Regions from separate parts of the Homo sapiens genome. Here all the other regions are linked to region 1. A link is a loop called in an ENCODE intact Hi-C map of the cell type or tissue named here. Cell type or tissue: endothelial cell of umbilical vein. All regions are shown on one strand.

Evidence for each region. A loop is a pair of places that touch in the nucleus more often than their neighbours do. Peaks named below come from ENCODE experiments on the same cell type or tissue, not always from the same donor. Only the 100,000 strongest peaks of a DNase experiment are listed, where the experiment ranks them.
Region 2: a loop joins it to region 1, with 11 times the contacts of the local background. A loop is called at or near these places in 45 of 110 quality-filtered maps.
Region 3: it touches region 1 in a loop (6-fold over the local background); 3 of 110 quality-filtered maps call a loop at or near these places.
Region 4: it touches region 1 in a loop (7-fold over the local background); 48 of 110 quality-filtered maps call a loop at or near these places.
Region 5: it touches region 1 in a loop (2.4-fold over the local background); 2 of 110 quality-filtered maps call a loop at or near these places.

The regions. Positions count from the first base shown.
Region 1 is chr10:12,705,688-12,709,687 of GRCh38, forward strand. The region is part of intron 3 of CAMK1D (calcium/calmodulin dependent protein kinase ID); the gene reads left to right. Among named protein-coding and RNA genes, the nearest start is that of MIR548Q, 18 kb to the right of the region's middle. In endothelial cell of umbilical vein, a CTCF peak has its summit at 2,069; a DNase peak (open chromatin) is centred at 1,964; H3K27ac peaks cover 3,049 bases.
Region 2 is chr10:12,900,286-12,904,285 of GRCh38, forward strand. All of the region lies in intron 2 of CCDC3 (coiled-coil domain containing 3), which reads right to left. Among named protein-coding and RNA genes, the nearest start is that of CCDC3, 99 kb to the right of the region's middle. In endothelial cell of umbilical vein, a CTCF peak has its summit at 2,028 (motif pointing left); a DNase peak (open chromatin) is centred at 1,986; H3K27me3 peaks cover 227 bases.
Region 3 is chr10:12,843,758-12,847,757 of GRCh38, forward strand. No RefSeq gene overlaps it. Among named protein-coding and RNA genes, the nearest start is that of MIR548Q, 120 kb to the left of the region's middle. In endothelial cell of umbilical vein, no CTCF peak of the experiment used is centred here; a DNase peak (open chromatin) is centred at 1,554; H3K27ac peaks cover 1,802 bases.
Region 4 is chr10:13,073,226-13,077,225 of GRCh38, forward strand. It overlaps a transcript of CCDC3 not described here. Among named protein-coding and RNA genes, the nearest start is that of OPTN, 25 kb to the right of the region's middle. In endothelial cell of umbilical vein, a CTCF peak has its summit at 1,792 (motif pointing left); a DNase peak (open chromatin) is centred at 1,766; H3K27me3 peaks cover 490 bases.
Region 5 is chr10:12,780,161-12,784,160 of GRCh38, forward strand. The region is part of intron 5 of CAMK1D (calcium/calmodulin dependent protein kinase ID); the gene reads left to right. Among named protein-coding and RNA genes, the nearest start is that of MIR548Q, 57 kb to the left of the region's middle. In endothelial cell of umbilical vein, a CTCF peak has its summit at 2,483 (motif pointing right); a DNase peak (open chromatin) is centred at 2,511.

The DNA of each region.
Region 1 (4,000 bases):
CAAGGACTTGGGCCAGAATTCCATTGTTCGGCCTTCTTGCCAAGGGCTGAGACATGCTTTCTGTCAGTATCATTGAAGTATGATGGATGGTTCGTGCTAGTCTAAGAGGAGCAATATCTCACGTCGCTGGAGTGTCTAGGGACAAGAATGCTTTTATTAAACAGCTACCTTAACTAAAAGTGATGCTCACTGTTAACCATTGGTTTCATGATGCCAGGCAGTACTTGAACATCTTCATGGGATGTATTATAATAACTTAGCATCCCTATTTAGCACTGAGTTATACTGAATTCATTTAATCCTTATCCATTTAGATAATTACAGTGCAGTAGTCCTGCTTTATCTGAGGGGGGTGTGTCCCAAGACCCCAGTGGATGTAGAAATGGCAGATAGTAGGTGTACACTAAGGTTTTTTAATCCAATAACTGAGATGGCTTCTAAGTGACTAACTGGCAGGTAGTGTAGACAACGTTTGGATGGATGGGCTGGACAGAGGGATGATTCATATCCTGGGTGAGACAGAGTAGGATGGCACAGGATTTCATAGCTACTTGGAATGGCTCGCAATTTAAAATTGTTTATTAACTGTATTAATTGTTTATATGTGGAATTTTCCATTTAATATTTTCAGACCGCAGTTGACGGCAGGTAACTGAAACTGAGGCTAAGGGGGCTACCGTGTCGTCCTTCTGAAATTCAGTACCACAGCACAGCAGTGTAGATGGAGATAGAATGTGGAAAGGGCTGGGTGTGGTGGCTCACACCTGCAATCCCAGCACTTTGAGAGGTCAAGGCAGGAAGATCTCTTGAGCCCAGGAGTTCAAGACCAGCCTGGGCAATATAGTGAGACCTCATCTCTATAAAAAATTTTTCAAACCCTTAGCTGAGCATGGTGGGTACACCTGTAGTCCCAGCTACCTGGGAGGCTGAGGTGGGAGGATTATAATCATGTGTTTTTGTTGTAAACAACTTGAGTCTGGGAGGCAGAGATTATAGGGAGCCAAGATTGTGCCACTGCACTCCAGCTTGGGCAACAGAGTAAGACCCTGTCTCCAAAAAAAAAAAAAAAGAATGTAGAAAAGATCTCTGTTTTCCATTCATTCCCTCAGTTATTCTTTGAAACAAGCAACCTTTGAGCATCTGCTTTGTGCTGTGCTCTTGGAACACAGAAGTAGGTGATAACTCGGCCCTTGGTCCATAGGAGGAAACAGATATATCAGCATGATGGCCATTTAGGGTGGGACGTGCTAGAATAGAGGGAGATACATATGAAGGTATCTGGGATTTTAAAGGAAGACGGACAAACTGTGCGGTTTGGGAAGACATTACCCATCACAAAGATATTTAAAATACAACTTAACAGGCACATAAAAGAGTTTTCCAGCTGGAGAGAGATAGGAGTTACGGAAGGAGAGGTGGACAGATCCCAGCCCCAGGACATAGCCTGGAATTTGCTCCTTTCAGCCAGCAGTGGATGTACTTTAGCTGTCTCTTGCTTCTTTTGCTTAAAAACAGAATTCAGAAAAAATTAATTCCAGTTATTCAGCGTGCCAGTTAGTGGAGGCCTGACTAATTAAGGTTTCACTGTAAGCTTGGCATATCAGAAGTAGTATTATAATCATGTGTTTTTGTTTTGAATATGTTAAGTTTTTGTTGTTCTATTTGTGTTGACTGGGGTAAAATGTGATCTGTGTCATTTTGATTTTGAGTTCTCACTTAGTAATCCAATTTGGCATCCCATATCCTCTTCCCAACAAGAATTTAAAGTGTTTATTAAAAAGGAGAGGAGAGGTAGAGGGTCAAATAAAACATTGGCAGCAAGGCAGGTGGCCAAAGCCTGCGGAGGAAGGACAGGAAATGTCTGCTGGAGCTTGTTATAGAGCAGACGCAGAATGAGCACAGTCAGAAAATAGAGAGCTAGGGAAGGGAAGGCTTGCTCAGCTCTGGGGAATTCCAGAACTTAGAGGGCAGAGGCCAATTTATTCAACATGATAGTTTCTTGTCTCTAATCTCTCTTGGATTCTTTGAGTATGAGGAGGACAAGTAAATGTTTTGAGGAAGCATGGCATAGCAAGAACACCAGGGGGCCTCGCATACCTGCCTTTGAAGTTTATTATGTTTGGCAAGACCCTCTCAGAGCCTACGTTCATAGCTGTGAAATTAGCCATAAACATGCTCCCTCCAAGGCCTTCTGTTGGGAGGATTTATAAGGATTTAAATATGCTTAGCACAGAGTGCAGGCCATAGGAGATACTCAGTAAATGGGATCCCCCCTCTGCCCGACCTGTAACCCTACGTGGAATCCTATGATAGACTTTGCCTAAGAGTGACCGAGGCAGCATTGTCATTGCCACGGCTAGAGCCCCCATTGTATTTAGTTTAACCTTCGCTCTCTAAAGGTCAGAATACATTTCTACAACACAATACATTTTATTTAGTGCTGCACACACAGTGGTTTTAGTGAGGGCCTTAATAGTCCCCCCAGAGGTTCCACGTATGCACCTCTTGCACTCTGCCACCTGTGCTGTGGGGCTAGTATCCTGCAATGACAGTGCACTCCCAGCTTATGCCTGGGAGACGTTCTTAAAGTCCCAGTGGCGACTGATACGTTTACATGCTGTTTATGAAAGAGATGGAGTTTGGGTGGTGATGGGAGGGAGGGAAGGAGAAGAAGGAAGCGCCGTAACTCCATCTGATGGGCACAGAAGCAGAGGAAGAGTAACGCATATGCTGTGCACTCCCCCTTCCCTTCTTGCCACCCAATCCCTGATCCCAGCTGGATCTCAATATAGAATAATAAAACTGTGATTAAGATCACGTAAACACAATTTATTTTTTCATTAAGCTCCATAATATACTTTTGCACTTGTTTCTATAAAGCTTCAGACGGCCTCAGCAAAAGAGTTGACGCTTTGCCTGTAATATAATTTGCATGTCCCTATCCTCTTTAAAAGTGCCAGTTTCCTTGAATTACAGATATTAACTCCCAAGACAGTATAAGCATCATGGCCTTTTGGACAGGTGGGCTGTTTTCTTCTATTCATTTTGAGGTTGTTAGGGACTCTTTGGTAATAGGATCTTCCTAATCTACGATATTATTGGTTATTAAATATGGATGACTTGTTTGATGTAGTGGGGCTTGTTTTCAATGATCCCATTAGGCCAGGCGTGGTGGCTCATATCTGTAATCCCAGCACTTTGAGAGGCCGAGGCAGGAGGATCACTTGAAGTCAGTGAGCCACCACGCCCGACCCGGAGTTGCATCTCTTAACGGCATCCCAGTTCGAGTCTCAGCCAAGGGAGCAGGCACCCATGCCCTGGGGCCTGAACTGTGGCATGGGAGTGGGGGGCACAGATCTTTTGGCAGAAGGTGGCTACCCAGGTCCAAGCCTCAGACATCTTTCCTCCTTGTCAGACCTTCCTCCTGGGTGAGTCACCTATGTGGGGGGCGGGTGAGAACCTCTTTGTGGAGGCTCTGGGAAAGCCGACTTGGAGCTTGGAGCCTCCACAGTTATATAAATGGAAAATTAGAAAAAAACAAAAAGGCCTTGTGGGCTTGTAAAGATGGAATACATTGTAGCTGAGAAAATTCTTGGCTGAGAAAATGTGAGGAGTGCTAAGGCCGTGGTTGGAGGATTTTTTTTTTTTTCTTGGTAAAGGGAGACAGTGGCTGCAGAAGGCACCAGCTGTCCCCACCTCTTTGCCATTGTTGAAACAAACTCGCAAATGGAAAGGACTTTGCAATGCAGAGTCTAAGGAGGGAAAATGAAAATATGACAGATACAAAGAACTGAATGCATTCTGAAATCTTAGGGGAATAAAAATATCTAGTATTGAGACAGCCCAAAGCTAAGAGTCTGCAAACTCAGAAACAGCAAGAAGCTTTTTCACAAGAAAAGGAAACTTAGTGCTCTAGGTACATAGAGGTGGAGAGGAGGGCCTGTGTGTTTTAATCTGTCACCCGATATCTTGTATAGCTGTAGGATTATGGAGTGATTCA
Region 2 (4,000 bases), 190 kb after region 1:
TATTCTCCAATCTTTCTCCTTTCTCCCATTTTACCTCATCAGAAGCTACATTCCCAAAGAAAGACTTGAGCCTCAACTTTCCTCTGCTTAGAAATCTCCATCATTGAGCCGGGCTGGGTGTGGTGGCTCACGCCTGTAATCCCAGCACTTTAGGAGGCTGAGGTGGGCGGATCACAAGGTCAGGAGATCGAGACCATCCTGGCTAACAGGGTGAAACCCCATTTCTACTAAAAATACAAAAAAAAAAAAAAAAAAAAAAGCCGGGCGTCGTGGCGGGTGCCTGTAGTCCCAGCTACTCGGGAGGCTGAGGCAGGAGAATGGCGTGAACCTGGGAGGCGGAGCTTGCAGTGAGCCGAGATCGCGCCACTGCACTCCAGCCTGGGTGACAAAGAGACACTCCATCTCAAAAAAAAAAAAAAAAAAACAAACTCCATCGAGCCCCACTATCTACACTGCAATATGATGGTGATGGGTGAAGAGCTCAGACCCTGAGGCCAGGCTGCTTTGGTTTCCAGTCCTGCCTCTTCCACTGACGAGTGACCTGAGACCTTGGGCAAGCTTCCTAGGCTCAGAGTAGTGGACTCTGGTCTGTATTAGCCAGAACCCACTTCAGTACTAAAGGATTGATTTCCCCAGCTTCTTGGAGTGCTGCAGACCGATAGCCGATAGCCCTAAGCTGAGTCTCTCTCCGGAAACTGACCCTGACCTAAGAGAACTGCCCAAGGTCACGCCCCCTTCTTTGGAGCACCTGTATCCAAGGACTGGCTGACACCAGGGTATGAAGACCAAGGCCCCTCATCCCAACTTGGAAGATCTCTGAAGGGCGGTCCCCATTGCTGGGTGTCCTGGGGTAGGCTACAGCCTTTGTTGAGACTGGATCACAGGCTGATGTCTGCCTCCGCCTGTTCTTGTTCTTTTCTACCCAAGGTATTAATCCCAGGAGCATTCTTGAAAACACCACCTATACCTCTTACATTATTTTTTCTTTTCTTTTCTTTTTTTGAGATGGAGTCTTGCTGTGTCGCCAGGCTGGAGTGCAGTGGCGTGATCTTGGCTCACTGCAATCCTCCACCTCACGGGTTCAAGCGATTCTCCTGCCTCAGCCTCCTGAGTAGTAGCTGGGACTACAGGCACGAGCCACCAAGCCCGGCTCATTTTTTGGTATTTTTTGTAGAGATGGGGTTTCACCATATTGGCCAGGATGGTCTCGATTTCCTGACCTCGTGATCTGCCCGCCTCGGCCTCCCAAAGTGCTGGGAGTACAGGCGTAAGTCACTGCACCTGGCCCACCTGCACCTCTTATTCCAAAGTCTACGTCTCAGGGAACCTGGCCACTCTCAGTGGGATGATCATGGTTGTTGGGAGGATTTCATGAGTTTTACTTGAAAAATGTTTAGAACCATGCCCTCGTGCACAGTAAACGTTCACTAACTGTTAGCCGTGATTATAGGATAGAGTCAAATCTCCTAAAGCCTTTAACTTTTGTGATTGGACCCGGCCAACATCTCCAGTCTTAGTGTTCTTCCTTCTGTTCCCACATTTTATACCCAAGGCACACTGGGTCCCACCCAGCTCTTCCTCCAACACATCAGCGCTTTCTCATCCCAGAGGCTCTTCCTCCCGCCTGGAGCACTGTTCTCCCCATCTCCGCCTGGCCATCTTGGAAGCCCTCTGTGGTCCCCTTTCACGATGCTTTCCACCGGGTCTCCCTGTGTATGTAATGTGTCCCCCTCCCCAGTCTCCATGGCACGCCGTAGCTATTCACACCACACGCCAAGTACCTGGTGGCACTAGGAGAATGTGACTCAAGGGCCTTGACATTCACAAGTCACAAGCTCCTGAAGGCCTGGTTCACAATGGTTTTTGCATCCTTGCTGCCCTGGCCTTTTTAGGCCTACAGTTAAGAAAAAGGAGCCAAGTGGAATGTTCCAATAATACCTGTCATTTAATGAGAAACTCTGGGCTCCCGGGGAAGCTGCTGTTACAGGGGAGACCATATGTGCAACACTGCCCTCTTCTGGCCAAAATGAGACCCCCTCAAAAAGATGAGAAGGTGGGCATGAGAAATTCCCGGGAGAACTGACAGTATTTCTATTGTCTTGTGGATAGATATTAGCTATGGAACTTAGGCTTTAATATGGCCAAGTACCAGGCTGAGCACTGTATAATGACACTCCCTCATTAAGTCATGAGTTTTCTACAAGTTATGGTAGATTCTTCAACCAAGAACAAGACAAAAAAGTCCAAAGTCCATGACAACAAGAGGATTGGGGTTTTGGAAGACTGCTTGCTCGAATTTTCAAAGAACAGAACCCAATAGTGGCTGGAACATAACATCAAAGAAGAGTTGAAGGCAGGCTCGATGGCGGTGTTCAGAAGCTGCGTTTAAAAATCGTGAAAAATAGAGGAGGATGCTGGGACTTGAGTGATCACGTGTTAAGAGTTCTTTCTAAGACACAACACTCTTCACAGTTAGCCCTCGACCATGGACACAGCTGTTCTCCAGGCTAGCAAGAGGATGAATTTCACCTCCAGCAAGACTTAGAGCCCAGACAAAAGGAAGACCTTGACCCAGGCTGTAAAAACCAAGATGGAACAGAGGGACGCCTTGAAGTGCATCTGTGTGTGTATCCGGAGTGGGAGGATCATTGAGATGGGAATGATAAATTCCCAAGCAAAGGTGAATGTGAAAAGCGTGGATGGGATGAGAGTTCCTTGGTGAACATGTCATTCTTTGGTCCTCGTGGCCTCTAATATGGGTAGGGTTTCAGTAGGAGCAAAAGACATCAAAGGACTCTAGTAACGTATCCAAGACAACCAACATAGCACAGCCATGACCCAGGACTGCTTAGCAGGCAGGTCTGTATCTCTGCAGCAAAGTGGGCCATGCCTCTGAGTAGGGGGAGCCTGTGTCATGTGAATTGAGGCTAACGCCATAAAATAACCAAGCCACTGCTGATGGAGCCGATGGAGCCCTCTGGCATCCCAGCTATCACCTCAAAAGAAAATCCTGTGTTTAAGAAAGCAAGAATTTCTAGAGGAGAGCTGTGCTTTCCAAAATGTGTGTTTCTTTAAGAAATGCTTTCTTTGGAATGCTTTCCAAATGAAATCCATCTCCTTTTAAAACTGCTTTAAAAAGAAAAAAAGGTCCAGATACGCTATTTGCTCAATTTGCTTTGTGGTATTTTTTGGTAAACTGAGAAGAGCAGGGAAAGGCCAGGCCAAGCTGAAACAGGTACTGCCATATTTTCTTTGAAGAAGAACCAAAGAGAATGTCCTACAGGGCAGCCCCAAAGCAACAGACTCCTCATAGGCAGGCCCCGCTCAGGCCTGCAGCACTCAGCGCCTCCCAGGTGCTTGGGTACCTCTGGCATTTGCCTGCCCAGAGCTTTTCTCTGGAAGTTTCCATGTGGCCAATAGGATGCCTGCCTAAGGGCAGATGGGAAGATTGCCCTGGGAGCCTGCTCTTTTATTTTCGAAAAGACAAAAGTTAGGCTGGGATATCCATACTTCCTTATCTGTCTAAAATAACACTTTTTAAAACCATCAAAGCACACTGATTGTAGAAAAAACATTTTTTAAAAATATGGGACCAACAAAAGGAAAATCAAAATCATCAATGATTCTATGGTACAGAGATAATCACTGTGGACATTGTAACATTTCTTCCTAGTATTGTTCCTACGGGTATAAATAGATAACTATTTCAAAGAAAACTGGAGTCCTGCTGTTACTCAGTTTTCTGTTCTAATTTTTTCCCCTTTTCATTTTATCATGATTCTTTTCCAGTCATCGGTCTGTACACTTCCCGTGAGTATTTCATGGGAGCTGGAGGAGGGAGCATCTGGTGGTTCCACTTGGCCACGAGGACTAACTCACTAGGCAAGACTGGCTCACTAGGCCGGGCATGGTGGCTCTCGCCTGTAATCCCAGCACTTTGCGAGGCTGAGGTGGGAGGACTGCGTGAGCCTAGGAGTTTGAGACCAGCCTGGGAAACACA
Region 3 (4,000 bases), 140 kb after region 1:
CCACCCTCAAACCCAGCCCGAGTAGGTGAAAAACTTAGGCCTCTCCACTCGTCTCTCCCCCACCTTCTCAGGTGAGGCGTTTTTTATTCAACAAAAATTTCTGGGCCAGGCACGGTGGCTCAGGCCTGTAATCCCAGCACTTTGGGAGGCTGAGGCAGGAGGATTGCTTGAGCCCAGGAGTTCAAGACCATCCTGAGCAAACATAGTAAGACCCCATCTCTACAAAAAAATAATTTAAAAATTAGCCAGATGTGGTAGTGTGTGCCTGTCGTCCCAGCTACTCAGGGATCTGAGGTAGGGGAATCTCTTCAGCCCAGGAGGTCGAGGCTGCAGTGAGCTATGATCATACCACTGCACTCCAGCCTGGGCAACACGACGAGATCCTGTCTCTTAAAAACAAAGCAAAACAAACAAAACAAAAAAACACCTGGCCAGGTGCAGTGGCTCTCGCCTGTAATCCTGGCACTTTGGGAGGCAGAGGTGAGCAGATCACCTGAAGCCAGGAGTTCAAGACTAGCCTGGCCAACATGGTGAAACCCCGACTCTACTAAAAATACAAAAATCATTCAGGTGTGGTGTTTGGTGCCTGTAGTCCCAGCTACTCCAGAGGCTGAGGTAGGGGAATCTCTTGAGCCCAGGAGGTCAAGGGTACAGTGAGCTATAATCACACCACTGCACTCCAGCCTGGGCGAAAGAGCAAGACTCTGTCTCAAAAAAAAAATCTGAGGACCTCCTACGTGTCAGGCAGGCCCTGTCCTAGGCACTGAGGATGGATACGGCAGTGGGGAACACACACACCCATCCCCCACCTCACTTCAGGTCTTCCAGACCTTTTCTATATGTTGGAGCCGTAGACACCATTAGAAGAGCTGGACTTTTGCGACCACCATCCTGTACAAAGATTGTTTCTAGGTTGAAGAAGCTGTAAGTGAGCTTTCTACTTTCCAGAGGCAGGCAGTACCAAACAGCCTTTCCCAGACGGGGGACCCCATGAATCTCTCACCAGAGACCCCACACAGGCACCTGGGTTAGAGTGCATGGAAGAGTTCTGTGGAAACGCTGTCTGGGATCTAACACCACCAGACATTGTCCAGCCATGTCTCATCACAAGCCAGAAACTCCCCCTGCTCCTCAAGCTGTCCCTCCCCCACATCAGCCACAGAGGGGGAGACTGGAGAGACTGGGTGGTGGTCCCGGATGTGCCACTAGCGTGCTATGTGATCTTGCATAGTTCATTCCAACTTTGTCCTTCTGTGTCTCACTCATATAATGAGGGGTTTGACAACAAGATCCCTGAGGTACCTGCTTGCTCTTTAAAATTCTCTGGCACCCAGACACAGCCCAAGTTCCAGTGAAAACTGCACTGAGGTCCAAACCCCTGCTGCATTTTGCTCTTTGCCTGGAAAAGGGTGTTGCCGTGTCAGCCATACCCTGTTTACTTCCTGAGAAACATGGAGAAAAGTCTCCCTTGAATCTGTGAATTTCAGGTTTTTTCAGAGTTGGATCCCAGCCCGGAGCAGGGAAGAGCGTGAGGTAAAATTGTTCGAGTCGTCCAGAAATGCACATTTCCTGCAGTTTCTTTCCAAGTCTGGTGCTAAATGAACAAGCTCGAATGTGAACATGAACAAGGATGACTCAGGCGTAGAGAATGTTGGTAGCACGACACTGGCTGTAAATAATGGCAATGAAGGGACTTTTCTGACCCATTTGTTGACAAAAGATGGTAAGAGGTATTAATCTAGTTCAGGGATATCTAAACAGTTTTTGTTGTGCATCCTTATGATAAAATATTTTTGAACATTGTGCTCTGAATAGATGAATATTTATATTTCTGGAAATTATAGGCATATACTATACCTACTTATGAACATATAAAACATACACAAAGAAAGAAAATTAGAAGGACAAGACCAAGATAAAAGAAACTGTTCAGTAGAACAAAATGTTTATCTTTGTTACATTCATGTCATCTTGGGTTTTGTTATTTTTATGTTTTTGTTTGTTTGTTTCTTTGTTTTTTTGAGACAGACTCTTACTCTGTCGCGCAGGCTGAGTACAGCGGCGCAGTCTCGGCTCACTGCAACCTCCGCCTCCTGGGTTCAAGTGATTCTTCCACCTCAGCCTCCTGAGTAGTTGGGATTATAGGCAAGTTTTGTTATTTTTTTAATCGTGATTTAAGACTTTGTAATACAGCAATTTGAAAACCTGATTTCAAGTCTAGTTTACTTAAATTTTTTTTTTTTTAAGAGACGAGGTTGTTCTGTCACCCAGGCTGGAGTGTAGTGGTGCAATTATAGATCACTGTAGCCTCGAACTCCTGGGCTCAAGTGATTCTCCCATCTCAGCCTCCCTCATAACTGAGAATACAGTTGTGCATCGCCACACCAGCTACCTTCTTGGGTTTTGTGCTGTTGTAATGGAAAAAGTCATAACGCAAAAATACATATATCTAAATGAAAGAAGTCTATTTTGGAGGTGCTTTTCATTAGGGACATGAGCATATGCAAATTGGAAACTGACAAGGTTGAAGGTAGGGATTTCACAGGTGCTTCCTTCCTTCTCTCCCATCTCCTCCATCTCCTCCTCCTACCCTTCCTGCCAAGGATCTTTGTACCCCTCTAAATCGTGTTACATAAACAAGTAACTGTGACCCATGTTCAAACAGTTCCTCCAAAGACCCTATTTCTCTGTAACACAATGAGTTAATGTTTATATTTAACTCTTAATAAAGACCTAAATTTTTTGAAAACTCATAAATGAATGGAAAATATATACCAGTGTCTTTGTTTTGGTTAGGCAGTCTTAGGAGCTTGGAGCTTCAGACCGCTAGAGCCATGGTTCTCAAATTCTTGATGAATATGGCCCCTTTCCATGGAACACAGCATCTTAGTGATTGGAACTAACAAAAGACACTGCAAAAAGTTTTCAAAATGAATTATTAAAGTGCATCTGTATCTCTGTAATAATTGAGTAATAGTAATACATGCATGTGATATATTTCTGTGTTTCTTTCAATTTTTTTTTTAGAGATGGGGTCTTGCTATGTTGCCCAGGCTCGTCTTGAACTTCTGGACTCAAGCTATCTTCCTGCCTCTGTCTCCCAAGAGGCTGGGATTACAGGCACATGCCACTGTGTCTGGCTTGTATGTGATATATTTCATCAATCCTCAGATAAGACTTGGGATACTTAGGGATTAGGCAACCCTGGCAACCACTCCACAACCCTAGACCATAACCAAGATGCCTTGAAGACACTCCCCTAGTGGGAGGGAAAGGACTTAGGAATGAATATCCAGACCTCTTAGTGATTGTTTTGAAAACTCAAACCTATTACTTGGTGACCAACCTTATACTAACCTAAGAGCCATATGCTAAGGCAGGCATGGTGAAATTGTCAATCTTTTTCTAGCTCCAGTCTGCATGACGATTGATGCTTGTGACCTCCTAGGGCAAAAAGTGAAATGAGGAGAGAAAATGAAGAGATGCAGATAAAATGCTTACACAGTAAAAGACCCATCTGCGGGGTAACTGAGGCGCAAGGATGTCCGCTAGTGCAGTGCTTCTAAACTTAAACCTACATGGAAAATACCTGTGTATCTTGATAAAATGCAGATTATGACTCAACAGATCTGGGCTGGGGCCTGACATTCTGCATTTCTAGAAGCTCCCAGGAGATGCAGACGCTGCTAGTCCAAGACCATATGCCCTGAGTAAGGAGGCCCTATCCCGTGTGCATTCTCAACTGGGAGTCCAGTCTTCCTTGAGCCTGTCTCCTTTTGCTGACAGCAACCAACGGGTGTGAGATCTAAGCAGAGGCTGGCTTTGGTGAGCTACAGGGAGTAGCTAATGATCAGATTAGCTGCCCAGCCAGATAGCAGCACCTCAGTGTCACTTCCAGCCTAATGTCATGGCACCTTTGGGTTAAGTTTCTTTCAGTCTCATCCTCTCTGGGGACGGACGGAGCAGTCAAGCCAAGGAGGAGCGGTTCTCGTGGGTCCCA
Region 4 (4,000 bases), 370 kb after region 1:
TTACCGGGGCAAACTATGGTAGATTCTTAGTCTTCTCTTTGGTGGTGGCCTCTGTGATCTCTTTGGAATAGCTCAAGAATGCTGTCTTTTGGTCTTCCTTCTTGGAATGTCTCAGGACAGGTGACATAGGACACTGAGCTGGAAGATGCACAGACACAGGGAACTGTTTTCTAAACTCAGGTGTCATTACTGCTCTGAAAGCAGCTTCTAAATGGAGAAAACAAATCCAACTGGAGCAGGAGTAACCACATCCCCTTCCATCTTTCACCGTATTAGATGAAGACTTTTTTTTTTGAGACAGGATCTCACTCTGTCACCCAGGCTGGCTCACTGCAACCTCCCCCTCCTAGGCTCAAGCAATCCTCCCACCTCAGCCTCCTGAGTAGCTAGGAGGCTACAGCTACAACTACAAGCACCTGCCACCACGTTCGGCTAATTTTTTGTAGAGACAGGGTTTCTCAATGTTGCCTAGGCTGGTCTCCAACTCGTGAGCTCAAGCAGTCCTCCCATGCCAGCTTCCCTAGGTGCTGGGATTACAGGCATGAGCCACGGTGGCCTGCCCAAGACATTTTTTTTAAATGAGAGATTTTAAAAGCTTAGCAATGAGAGAATAAACCCAACAGGTCTACCATTCCAACTCACCTTTGCTTTTTTCTTTTCTTCCCTTCCACAGTAGGAAGTATCCTCTCTCAGTACCTAAAGCTTTGATGTCACCTCCTCTAACAGGTACACCATGCAGTGTAGATCATTCCAAGTCTTTGTAAGCACTAAGTTACAGTCTCTTGAAGAATTCCATTGAACTGGTTCCAGAGTTGGTGTCTCTTTTCTAATCCTCCATTTATATGATAATCACTTGAAATTCAAGTCACCTGTTACTAGGATTGCAAGAAACAGAGGAATCAAATATATATATATATATATATATATATTTTTTTTTTTTTTTTTTTTTGAGACAGAGTTTCACCCCTGTTGCCCAGGCTGGAGTGCAATGGCGTGATCTCAGCTCACTGCAACCTCTGCCTCCCAGGTTCAAGCAATTCTCCTGCCTCAGCCTCCCGAGTAGCTGGGATTACAGGCATGCACCACCATATCCCGGCTAATTTTTTTTTTTTTTTTTTTTTTTTTTTTTTTTTTTTTTGTAGTAGAGACGGGGTTTTTCCATATTGGTCAGGCTGGTCTCGAACTCCCGACTTCAGGTGATCCGCCCACCTCGACCTCCCAAAGTGCTGGGATTACAGGCGTGAGCCACCACAACCGGCGGAATCAAATCTTTTCTTCTGGAGTTCTTTTAATGCTTTTAATCCAAGGTCCCAGCTCTCATGCTCACTTGAACTAACTCTCCCTCCCCCTCCCCCTCTCCCACTCCCTCAGCTTTTATAGATTTTTCTACAATACTTTCTCCTTACCCTTGTTAAAGCATTTGTTATCACTTCCATCCTTTACTGTTTAATCTTTCTCATAAGCACAAATACGCGTGCACACACATACACACACTCACATGAGTTCCCCGTGCCGGCTGCAAGTCTGGGTGCTGTTTTACTCAGCTATCTACGTTAGACCTGTGTTCCTGTTATTCCACAATATTACCACATTCCAGGAGGAGAAACCATTTTATTGTCTATTTCTTATTTTGATCCACATATCACATTAAAATGGAGCAAAAGAAAGGGTCTCAAACAGACAATATGAGTGCCTTCTTTAAGATGCTGGCCCTATAGAAATAGATTTCATGTTTTCCAAAGAGGACCCGGTACATCCCAGCCGCGGCCAGTCACTTGGCGCCATCTGCTGGACATGGACAAACAATCGTAGGCGGGGAACATCAGAACTGACGCATAGGTGCCCACTGCAAACCTGGCTCCCTGATGAACGAATGGTTTCCCACTGAAACGAGGCTTTACATCCCTTTATAACAAATCATCTCTCCAACTTCTTATCAATATCTCAGAAGCTAGGGAGTCTTTTCCACTATGGTTTTCCTATTTCCTCTGCTGGTGCATAAAGTGCCTTTGCTTTGTTTAACAAGCAATAAACAACTTTTTGTTTTGCGTATCACTGTATCCCCAGCATCCTGCATAGTGACTGGCACATGTAGGAGCTCCAAAATCAGTGGGTATTTTTGTTTCTTTGGCTTTTAAACGAAATAATAAGTGATTGATATCTGAGTCGGGGAAGATGACACACAGATATTCCTATTTTCATCAGACACGTTTGTTTTTTTGTTTTTTTTTTCTAGACGTCCCAGCCTGGGTAGGTGGGTAATGGTTTAGAAGCTCCTAAGGATGAACCTCTTCCCACCGCTAAAGTATTGAATCTGCTAAAAATAAGGGAAGAAACACTAATAAATAAATAAATAAACCAGGAAAAAACCCTTGTGGGGAGGGGAGACAAGAAGGAATAAAGACTTTGCATTATAGATTCTCCATGAAACCTGGCCTAGAATTGGATGAGCCTTCAATGCTCAATATACTTTTCAAAAATTGATGATTAACCAATTTGCTCAGTGCAATGGTTAATTTTATGTATCGATGTGGGTAGGCGCACGGGCATGGTGGCTCCACACCTGTAATCCCAGCACTTTCAGTGGCCAAGGTGAGCGGATCACTTGAGGTCAGGAGTTTGAGACCAGCCTGGCCAACATGGCTAAACTCTGTCTCTACTAAAAAAATAAAATAAAATAAAATAAAAATAGCCAGGCATCATGGCATGTGCCTGTAATCCCAGATATCCAAAGGCTGAGGCAGGAGAATTGCTTGAACCTGGGAGGCAGAGGTTGCAATGAGCCAAGATTGTGCCAGTGCACTCCAGCCTGGGTGACAGAGCAAGACCCTATCTTAAAACAAGCAAACAAAAAAACCTAAAATAATAGGGAAGCAGGTATCAGGGAAATAGGGAAGCAAAGGAGGCAGGTCTCGATGGCTAACTCAGTATGGGCAGAAGAGTCAAAGCTGCCTCCAAATTTCTAACTTAGCAAATGGGCAAATGTTGATGGCTGGAATTAAAACGAAAAATAGAGAGGATAAAGCAATTCAGCCAACAGTAATACATTTAGGATTGTTGTCAGAGGCATTCAAACCAGAGCAACTCCATCTTGGGTGAGGACTAGGAAAAATGAGGCTGGGACTTGCTGGGCTGCCCTCCCCGAAAGTTAGATATTCCTAGCCTCTAGATGTTTGTGGCTAAGGAAACAGATTGATAACCTTTACTAAACAGACCCAGACGTAGGAGTGTCCTGTGTAGAAAGCAAAAAGTTTCTTCCTCAAAGTTTCCCTTGTTAAAGAATAAATCATAAGTGTTAGAAGTAATAGTTCCTTTTAAAGACTAACTTCCTTCAAGCCTCCTTGCTTTGTGCTAATAACTCTTTGTTAAGCCCTATCCTATGTAGTTATTAAACATGCTCACAGGCACATAGTACATTCTATGTCCTTGTACTTTAACCAAGATATCTGTGCTGGACATGCTCACAGACATGTCCCAGCTCGCAGCCTATGCCCCTTCCTTATTTGGGAATGTTATTACTTTTCTAAGTCCTTTAGTAAGCAACTTCCTCCTTTCCCTTGTTCTCCATTGCTTTCACCTATTTAGAGAAGTTTTAAATTGTCAGCCAATCGGGTTCAGTTTATATTGTGAGGTCTGGCTCCAGCCAATGGAGACAGGACAGAGTAGCAGGGACAAGCTGCATAAGGGACAAAAATTGCTTCCCATTCCCTTTGAAAACTGGCACAAGAGAGGGATGCCCTCTCTCACCACTCCTATTACACATAGTGTTGGAAGTTCTGGCCAGGGCAATCAGGCAGGAGAAAGAAATAAAGGGTATTCAATTAGGAAAAGAGGAAGTCAAATTGTCCCTATTTGCACATGACATCATTGTATATTTAGAAAACCCCATCGTCTCAGCCCAAAATCTCCTTAAGCTGATAAGCAACTTCAGCAAAATCTCAGGATACAAAATCAAGTGCAAAAATCACAAGCATTCCTAAACACCAATAACAGACAAACA
Region 5 (4,000 bases), 74 kb after region 1:
TTCTAGAAGTTGATGTGGGGCGTGGGATTATGATGAGCTCTTGGAAACCAGGGGTTCCAGCCAGCACAGTGTTGGGGCGAGGACCTCTATCCTCAAAGCCACCCAGCAGGGGACTTGAATGTAAGCGTCCTCCTCTGTCTGCCATTGATTAGATATGAAGGAGGCCTGTGCCTTTCACTTAAACTTGGGGATTCTCAGTTTCTTGTATATAAAATAAATGTGCTGGGCTAAATATCTCCTGTAAATTTTTTTTCTGGTTTTAACATTGTGTGTTTCTATAGACTTGTGAGTTGGCATCCTTTAAGTATGTAAATATCTACGTGTCAAGGATACTGGCCATCATTGTTCCTGTCTTCACTCCGTACAGCCAAGAAGAAGGATTCAGTCAATGGACCTCCCCAGCGTCTGTCTTCTGAGTGATCTCGATTCTTTTCATCTTTCCCCATAGCGCCTCTGTTCCCAGTCCTTTCGTCTTCACTCCTCGATGTGGTTGCTCCCCAACAGAGCTTGCTTTTTATTTGTTTCTCACTTAAATACCATATTTTGGTCCATGACTATAAGCATTACATCATTGTTCTCATCCTCTCCGACTGTTAGTGTCACAACAGGGTTTTATGTAACTGAGAAATTGTCATACAGGGCACAGATGAGTAGGTGGAACATCCAGATGAGAGTTTTCTCTCTTTCTCAACAGCCACTTGGTGACAGCCCACAGCGAACATTTTATCACACCGTGGGCTGCAGCCAGACCCCCGGTGTTGGAGAGGACAGGGCCCCCTAAGTGGGGAGACTTGTAGGGCCTGCTCCTCTTCGTGGACCTGACTCATCGCACGTGGGCGACGTAAACCCAGCCTGGCTTTGAGGAGCCCCATCCCACACATGGCAGTCCCACAGAGTCGCTCTGAACACAGTGTTTTTAAGGCACTTTTCTTCCTTGTGGAATTGCTTCTTTAGATACTTGATGTGGGAGGGAGGTCACGTTTTGTCGTGGTGGGAAAGAGGGGGAGGGCAGCATTGTGGAGCTCCATTTGTTCTTTGTCATGATTAAAAACCAAAACCCTGGAATGACTACGGCAGTCTTCTTAATCAGATTTCACAAGAAAGGCTTGACTTAAGTACAGAGTAGGCGTCACGCCGTGATCACACAGCAGGTAGGCCCCCATGGGAGACCCCAGAAGGGCCGCACAGCAGTGCCGTTTGTGGCCACATTGCTCTGAAATGCCTTCCTTGGCACAGTTGACTTCCTCCATCCCGCGGAGTTCCAAGGCCCTCCCACATTTCAAAAGCCCAGTGGCCCCAGCTTCTACTCCCTCCCCGTTCCTTAGCCTCACTCCTCCATGATTGGCTTTGGGAGCATTTAAACAGCAGTCCCAGCTCAGATGAGAATGGTAATTACATACCAGTATGGTGCTTTCATGGGGACTTCTCATGCCTGTGGTGAAACTCGAGGCTACTGGACAGATCAGGGTAAGCTGCTCTTTGGCGATACTTTTTTTTTTTTTTTTTTTTGAAACGGAGTCTTGCTGTGTTGCCCAGGCTGGCGTGCAGTAGCACGAGCTCAGCTCACTGCAGCCTCTGCCTCCCAGGTTCAAGCGATTCTCCTGCCTCATCCTCCCGAGAAGCTGGGATTACAAGCACGCATCACTGCACCTGGTTTTTATATTTTTAGTAGAGACAGGGTTTTACCATGTTGGCCAGGCTGGTCTCAAACTCCTGACCTCAGGTGACCCACCGGCCTCAGCTTCCCAAAGTGCTGGGATTACAGGCGTAAGCCACCATGCCTGGCCTGGTGATATGTTTTTAATTTAATTGTTTTTTTTTTTTTTTTTTTTGCCATCCTGATCTATTGCTAGAGGCAATTCATTCCTCATGAATGACAGCTCTAGGTGAAGGCTGATAGAGACCAGAGAAGGAGGCTATCCCAACAGAAAAGATCAGAGCTGTCCCAAAAGCCTTCTGCTCTTCTTCTGTGACTTTGGATGGAAGACAGACTTCAGGCAGAGAACGCTCCTGTGTTTCAGCCTGATTTTTACTTGCCAACAGTCTGGATTGCAATACTGGAAACCTGGGTGAAGCAGCAGCTGTTTATCAAGATGCTCCTGGTAAAAGTCCCTCATTGTCTTAATTTTTTCTTTTTTAATATCCCTGCTGCTGCAAATTCTGCTACTGACAGGAAGCTGACCTGACCCAGCACATTCAGTATCACCTCCTTGTCTTGATGTCATTCTTACTGAGGCCAAATTCTCTACTGAAATGTGTGTCTGGGGTTGCAACAACACGAAGCTTAATTTTATTTTTCCTGATCTTTAAGTTCTGTTTAGCATCTCTGAAAAGGCCACTGCTGGGTAGAAATGTCATCTTTCTCTCTCACTGTTTGAGAGAAATCTTCTCGTGTCTTCTCTGATACGCAGTGTCGCAAACTGTTAGAAACTTGATTACAGTTTGATTTAGTAGCTGGTGTTCCTTCCCCCACCAGCAGGGGGGGCATCGCTTCGTCCCACTTCCTGGTGGAAGTTCCTCAAGGACCGGAAGACCAGCTGTGATCTGAGCGTCTAACCCTGGACACAGATACCTACTGGCATTGTTTACAATGAGAGGCCATGTGCAACTCTTCCAAATTGAGCTCCAGTTCTTTTCCTTGCAGGCGTAACTCTAGGACACAGTGGCATGTGCCCATCAAGACAGGAAACTGAGGCATAGGCAAGGTAATGAATCCTCTAGTTTACTGTGGCACAGAGCCCAGCCTATAATCCTGTCCTCTGATTCCATGCTGGATCTGAGATAACAGACTTGTTTTTTAGAGTAAATTCAGTATTTTCAGTTTTTTTTTTTTTTGTTTTTTTTTTTTTTGAGACAGAGTCTTGCTCTGTTGCCCAGGCTAGAGTGCAGTGGTGCAATCTTGGCTCACTGCAACCTCCACCTCCTCGGTCCAAGCAGTTCTCCTGCCTCAGCCTCCAGAGTAGCTGGGACTGCAGGCATGCACCACCGCGCCTGGCTAATTTTTGTATTTTTAGTAGAGACGGGGTTTCACCATGTTGGCCAGGCTGGTCTCAAACTCCTGACCTCACGTGATCCGCCCACCTCAGCCTCCCAAAGTGCTGGGATTACAGGCGTGAGCCACTATACCCGGCCTGGTGCTGGACTGTTGGCTTTTATCTTCTGGCATCGAGGACTGCCCCTGTCCCCCAGGCTGCTCCCTCCTGATGTGTCACCGTCCTCCGCCCACTGGAGGGGTCATGTGTGAAGGACAGAGAGGAGAGGCCACACAGACTTCCATGGAGGTGAGCAAAGCACCCTGAACGTGGGCTTCCTAGGAGGCTAAGGGCTTCGCCGTTTCCTCCACCCTCTCAGCAGAAACTGCTTCTTGGCACGTCCTTGGGGCTCGGGAAAGGGAAAATTCTTTTCTACTTCAGAAGAGCATGAAGATTGATTACCACGAGCCCCACACCCACAAGACAGCTGCTGTCTTAGTTTCAGTCCCCTTGGTTACGCCTTGTTCTTCTCTCTTCTTTGGTAAGGAAAATGGGCAATTTAATTGTTTTAAAAACAAGATGAAAGGTTTCTGAAACTCTTTTTTTGTTTTTTTGAAGTCTCTCGAGTCTTTCCGTTCGCCAGGAATACTTGCTCTAAATCAATATAAAGTAGCTTGGTTCCCGCAAAGTGGAATTTTCCATAAGTGGGCTGGTGGTGAGTCTCACAGTAGTAAATCCAATTATTTTGAATTTTCTACCTAGTTTTATAAAAAGCATGAGTTAATCGTGGTCTCTGAGAAGGACCACATCTCTCCACAGGGGTCTCTGATGGCTCCTTGGACACTCTGGTGAGGCTGAGTGGTTTACATGGAGCTTAACTTTTATTTACTGGTGTAAACTTGATAAGCCGATGGGATATTGTTTTGTCAGGAATAGCAAAGAAAGCTGAGTTAATAGCACCCAAGATCTGACCAGGAGGAGGTTCTGAGAGATCGTGTAACAAAGTATTTCTTTCTGCCCTTTGCCCC